Linked DNA regions of Homo sapiens: region 2 is linked to region 1. A link is a contact called in ENCODE Hi-C or POLR2A ChIA-PET data. All regions are on one chromosome and are shown on one strand. Each heading gives the region's core, a stretch centred on a gene start or an enhancer-like site at or near the end of the contact. The rest is flanking DNA. Distances are from core to core; before and after follow the strand shown.

Region 1 (2,871 bases), core at 113-2,612:
TCAATGAGTCCACACGTGTCAAAGATTTCAAAGTGCCTCCCAAAAAGTTCTCATAACTCTTAGGTACTGCTTTTGTTGCTGCTATTGTCAATCTGTTCTTCCTGGCATCTCCATATCTTTGATAGTCATAAAAGCACATAACCACATAAGGTGGTAAAATCATAGTTTTCTCTTAGATGTAGGTCTCTTTGAAAGGCTTGGAATGACCCAAGGAAGGCTTAACATTAGAATGTCTCTGGGTTTTAGAATGTTTCTCACTCCCTCTTTCCTACTCCCTCTCCTGTCTCTGTCTCTTCCCTCCCTTCAGTAAGCCACATAGTCAATGCCTTCTCTGTGCCAGGCACTTTGCAAAATACTTCTAGCATTTCTAGGCTCTGGATATGCAGATTTGGGCAAGGCCAGTAATTAATTTTTGGCTTCTGAAAGGTAAGTGATCATGTTCAGGTGTGGATTCAGATAAAGTAAGTTAGTAGGGTCTCTCAGTAGAGGAAAAAATGGGAGATTTCATCTTAAGAAGGAAGAGGATGAAAATGTGAACCCAACATGTGCTGTTTGGGAATAGATTCCAGTGGTGTGTCTGGAGCAGCAGGGGGGCATCTGTGGGTGTCCACAGGCAGCTGGCCAGCAGGCAGACAGCACAGGGCTCAGAACCAAGGCCTCCTGGTGCAGGGAAGGTATGCAGACAGCACCTGGGGCCCCATTTCTGTACCTGGCCTGGCTTCCCAATCCCATCAGCTGCTAAATTATGGGGAGGAGAGTACCATGAAGGCAACAGAACTCATCTTCTTTTAATTATTATTCTATGGTAGTATGGTCATGACTTGTATTTAATATCTTCTGGCTGGCAACAATGTACTGAATGCTCTGCAGACCACAGCATTAAGCATGGCTGGCCATTGGCTGTTATGCTATGGGCTGACATCTTAATTCTACAGACATGAGATGCTTGGGGAAGAAAAGGAAGGCTCCTATGGCACCAGGGCAAATAGCAAGATGGTAGCTCCTTGGTCCCAGACTTGGAGTCCTTGACCTCAGCCTCTGTCCAGAGGACCCTTCCCACAGTTGCACAGCAGGACACTGATTTATGATACTTCAAGAGGTGTTTTCAAAATGAGTGGGCACAGAAAAAGTATCTAAAAGAGTTTAAGATATTAATTTATTTCAGATATCCAGGATACTCAGGAAGACTGCAGTGAGAAGGGATCCCACAACAAATTATGACCAAAAATAGCTAAGAATATTGCATTTCCAATTTGCCAGTATGCTAGTGGCGTAGGAGGCTAAAGGCTGGTATGAGCTCAGCCCGGGCTTTTGCCTGCATTGTCGGCATCCCAAATTAGCAACAAGTGTCATCAAATATATGAACTGGGAGGAATTCCAAAGGAACCAAATCATTGCTCTCCAAATAGATGGAGAGAGGATGTAGTGAGGGGTCAGAAGTGGAGAGGACAGGCACAGGAAACGTTTGTGGTGTCATTTCTGTCCCCGGACAGGATGCCGGAAGGAGAGAGGTCAAAGCAACAGGAAGTCTAGCATCACGGTACAAAACGTTATCAAGACTGATGGGATTTTAATTGTTTCATTCTTTGGGGCAAATGCTGTGTGATCACTTAGCCATCGAATCTCTATTGTGTTATGTTTTGTAAAATTTATTTTTAATTTAAAGTCAATATAGGAAAGGTTGAACAAACAAAGGTAGAGGTGGGAGTGCAGTGGGGGAAGAGCTTGTTAAAGTAAACGATCCAAAAACTACAAAAATGCTGGAGGACTTTTGTGCAGGTCTCTCCCAAGCTGCATTTCCCACTGGACATCTGGATTATAATTCAGAGTACCAGTTTCTGGCTTTTGGCCCTACTCAGATCCTCTGAGTTTCCAGTCTTACCTAAGTAATCCTCCCTAGAGGAGTTTATGTGATAAACTCTATCCACTCCCCTGGAGGTGTATGTATCAGAAAGTCCTTTGAGTAGGCCACAGAGAGAGAATATAAACTCCTGCACCTCCTGGGCTGCCTGAAGTTCCCCTCAATCACACAATTCCTGCTGCTTTGGCTGTTGGTTAGCATGACAAAAGCAACTCTTCAACTTAGGCTACTCTCTTCTAAAGGCTAAGGGACAATTGATAGCATCATCCCCTCAAATCTAGGAAGAAACTATGAAATGACATACCTCTTTAGAAAATGATTTGCCCATAGAAGATCTCAGTCTATATCCACGAGAGAGAAAGAGCTTAAGTGTCATTCAGATTTACATCTCTCCAAGTATGAGGGGTTGGGGGTTGGATAGTATAGCTCACAAACATGCCCTTGGAGTAAGGAAAGCTCTCAGCATTTGAAAGTGTTCTCCAGGCTGATGCAGTGTTGTGTTCCAGGTTCCTCTGAGTAGCTCCTAAACTCAATCTGAGTTCTTTGTAGCAACCTGCGTGGTGCCCAGGAGCTGCCCATTTGCCATTGGCCTGACTAGTTGGATTTTAGTTGCTGGACTCTAGTCCAGGGAACCTACTCTGAGCCACCCTCCATCTGAACTTCACTGTATTCATATTCTCCCATGATTTCAGGGCTATACTAAGACTGGGATAAAAACTGCTGAGTGCTGGCATGACACAAGATGGAAAATATGGGCTATCTCACATGGCTAGAATCCCCATACCCTCCCATAGGAAAACAGGTCTAGCCATTCAGCCCCAGAAGTATATCTTGGCCATTTTCTGAGAATAAGAAATATAAGGCTATTTAAACTGTATTTAGAATATCCCCAATCTTCAGATTAGATTGATGACAAAGATTTCAGAAAGAAATATCATTTGTTCATTCACTTATTAATTCAAAAAATACCTATTAGATACCTACCATGGGCAAGGCACTCTGCTGGATGC
Region 2 (3,007 bases), core at 344-2,843, 270 kb before region 1:
GAATGTCCATGGCTGTGTGATATTGGCGTATTTTGCTGTCCATGGGTCTAAGTGGATGGTATTATAGCTTTGAAAGAGTCATGGCAAAGGAGGGAACAGGTGTGTCCCAAACCCTAATGAACTCAGCAGATTGGCCTGGCATTCTGGCAATGTAGTCATTCAGCGGAGCCGTGGGGACTCCCTGGGTGGGGACCCAGCATGCTTCTGGAGGTACCTGGGAGGCGCTGGGAGTAGGGCCTGCTGTACTGGTTTGACTAATGTGGTGTAGGTGTTGATGTTGGAGAGTTGGTGGCCAGTCTCAGGCTCTGTTCTGGCACTACTCCAGCTTGTTGGTCATGAATGCAGATTGAGATTGAATGGCTCCTTACATTTCCCTTGAAGAAAGGCAGCTTTGTCTTCCAGGAATGAGCTGATGGCAGTGGCCGTGTGGACATTCTGCAGCTTTGGCACCCAGTAGCGATGGCCTGATTGCCTTGAAACTGGGAGCCTCTAGGGCCCTGAGAACTTGAGCAGGGCTGGACAAGCCTTGGAGCAGAACTTTGCTGTGAATTCTTTCATTGACTCGCAAAAGATGAAGGACTCTAATCCCTGATATCTACCTTTCCACTTGACCTTTTTAGTCTTCAGTGGTCTTTTAGAAGTAATTTTACCTGGCCGCGGTGGCTCATGCCTATAATCCTAGAACTTTGGGAGGCCTAGGCGGGCAGATCACCTGAGGCCAGGAGTTCGAGACCGGCCTGGCCAGCATAGTGAAACCCCATCTCTACTAAAAATACAAAATTAGCAGGGTGTGGTGGCTCACGCCTATAATCCTAGTTACTCGGGATGCTGAGGCAGGAGAATCACTTGAACCTGGGAGGCAGAGGCTGAAGTGAGCCAAGATCGTGCATTGCACTCCAGCCTGGGTGACAAGAGAGAAACCATCTAACAAAAAAAGTTATTTTATGAAAAACATTTGGAGGTTTTCTTTTGGGTATGGCAGGCAGATTGGCCTCTTATTTGGCATAGGTGAAGAAGAAGAGTTGAATAAAAGTAGTTGGGGCATAGAATGGCCATGCAAGTTCCCAACTAAATCAGGGTCAAGTTTAAATGTATTTGTATTTTGTTCAAATTCATCTTTATCTAAAACAGGCTGATGCTGTTTTGTCTCTGTGCTGCAGGTGGATAGCCACAAATTTGACTCTATAGTTACCAGTTATCCCCCTGCCACCCCTTGTTTTTCTTCCTGATTTCTCTACTTCCAATCAGCTGCTCTTTTAGAAACCAATAGAGAAGTGAGACGGGGTGGGGGCAGAGGAAGAGAGAAAGGGGGTAAGGGGGAGGGAGAAAGAGGAAAGAGAGGTTGTTTTTTGTCATTAGTGAGTAAAAATCTGTCGGGCTCGGGTAGTTTCTTAGTGAATTCAGCATTTAGTGATTAGATTAGAGGGGTATATTTGAGCTGAAGATTTTGGGAACTCACCTTTCTGCTCTACAGAATCCCTAGGTTTCTCCTTTAGCTCTACTTTCTGATTCATTCCATCCCCATCCACTGACCCCACCGCCAATATTGAGGTACTTGTGAAAGCTCAGAATCTCCAGTGTCCTCAAGGAGCTAGCCCCAAAGTGCCCCCTGGTGGCTAGAGGAGAAAAAGACAAGATGGAGGATGGGAAAAAGGTCAGGTGGATGGATAACTTTGGCTCTTCTTTTGGCTCTTCTTTTCTGATAGTATTTTTGTTAACAGCATCTAATGGGTTGTCTTCTTTCAGTATCAATGTGAACCAGCTCTGAATAGGTTAGTGTATCAATGTATTTCCCTTTTTGGGTGATTTTGCTGCAGGGATTTCTTTCCCTATGCCAGTTTTTGTTGGTCTGATTTTTGTTTCTAGGCATATTGCATTGACCTGAGCCTTCTCACAGTACTGATGACACTGGGGGTAGGGAGAACAGGAGCAGTTGAAGACGACACATGCTGTCACCTCATGTGCTGGTGTGAGTGGCGCAGGGAAGGGCTGTGATTTTTTATAGGCACACTGATTAGCCAAGCACTTGTCACCTCCACTGCCGCTCATTGGCCTACTGAGTGTGAGCGTGCCATCTAATTGACAGCTGTCTGTTGTCAGAGGGCCATCTTTTCTCCTTTTCAGTTTGAGTGAACACAACAGAGACATCTGCAGAGCTCTCTGCAGCTCTGACAAGGTTGCCCTGCCTGCCAACCCTCAGACTTCTAGGCAGCATAATTGAAGAGATCAGAAAAGAATATTAACCCGTTGACCATCTTGGGCTGAGGTGTAATGACCAAAAAGTCACTTTTTAAGGTGACTGTGAGTCTTTCTTAGTAGAGGAAGACATGAGATTCTCTGTCAGAAGAGTCAGGCCAGTAGGAAGTGCTATTTCTTGGTAGTGATTGTTCGTGGGGTTTCAGTTCATCTGAGCACTTGGAAGAGGATGAGAAGTTCATTTTCAAGGTAGACCCAGTGTTTCATGGTGGGGTTACACTGAAGCCTGAATGCTGGGTCACATCATTCATGTCTGATTTGGCTTGTGTAATGACAGTAGTGCTTTGGATGTGTGTAGTTTGGATGAGGGTTACTCTTTTTCTTTTACCGCCAGGCCTGACACTGCCCTTTTAGCGTAAGATTCCAGAATCTCTTATGCAGTAGCATGGAATGTATGGCCAACCCCGTAGTAACGTGGACTGCCTCTTTGGGACATTTCCTGTAAGCCAGAGATATCAAGGTGGACTTTGTGATGGGTAGATTGTTTATTATACAGATATCAGCTTGGGAATTTGAATGTTTAATTATTTGCCTTGTCGTAGTGTCTTCAAATGAAGCTCTATTTGAGCATCTACTGGGATTGGTACAATATGCAGACAAGCTGGCTTTGTGTGGGTCGAGTCACCTGTGCTTGCAGGATGGGGGTGCTTGCTATATTTGGAAGTGATTTAGTGGTATCCTAGGTTTATCAGGAGGAAAATACATCTTTGCATTTATTTGAACATTTGATTTAGAAAGGGACAGTGTGTGG

What was found. Hi-C counts contacts between places; a loop is a spot of excess contacts on that map. ChIA-PET counts read pairs that join two places held with the same protein, here RNA polymerase II (POLR2A). Pooled maps may share reads with other maps.
Region 2: a loop to region 1 is called in a pooled map, with 2.5 times the contacts of the local background. The contact joins two enhancer-like sites. A Hi-C loop is called at or near these places in 4 of 50 pooled maps. POLR2A ChIA-PET finds 5 or more read pairs at or near these places in 2 of 52 experiments (H1 and activated naive CD4-positive, alpha-beta T cell).

The regions. Positions count from the first base shown.
Region 1 is chr18:55,109,187-55,112,057 of GRCh38, reverse strand. All of the region lies in intron 2 of LINC01929 (long intergenic non-protein coding RNA 1929), which reads left to right. Among named protein-coding and RNA genes, the nearest start is that of LINC01929, 14 kb to the left of the region's middle. Within about 2 kb of position 1,362, at least 2 of the 41 ENCODE cell types and tissues checked have a DNase peak (open chromatin) inside an H3K27ac peak, as active enhancers do.
Region 2 is chr18:55,383,342-55,386,348 of GRCh38, reverse strand. The region is part of intron 6 of TCF4 (transcription factor 4); the gene reads left to right. Among named protein-coding and RNA genes, the nearest start is that of TCF4-AS1, 68 kb to the left of the region's middle. Within about 2 kb of position 1,593, at least 2 of the 41 ENCODE cell types and tissues checked have a DNase peak (open chromatin) inside an H3K27ac peak, as active enhancers do.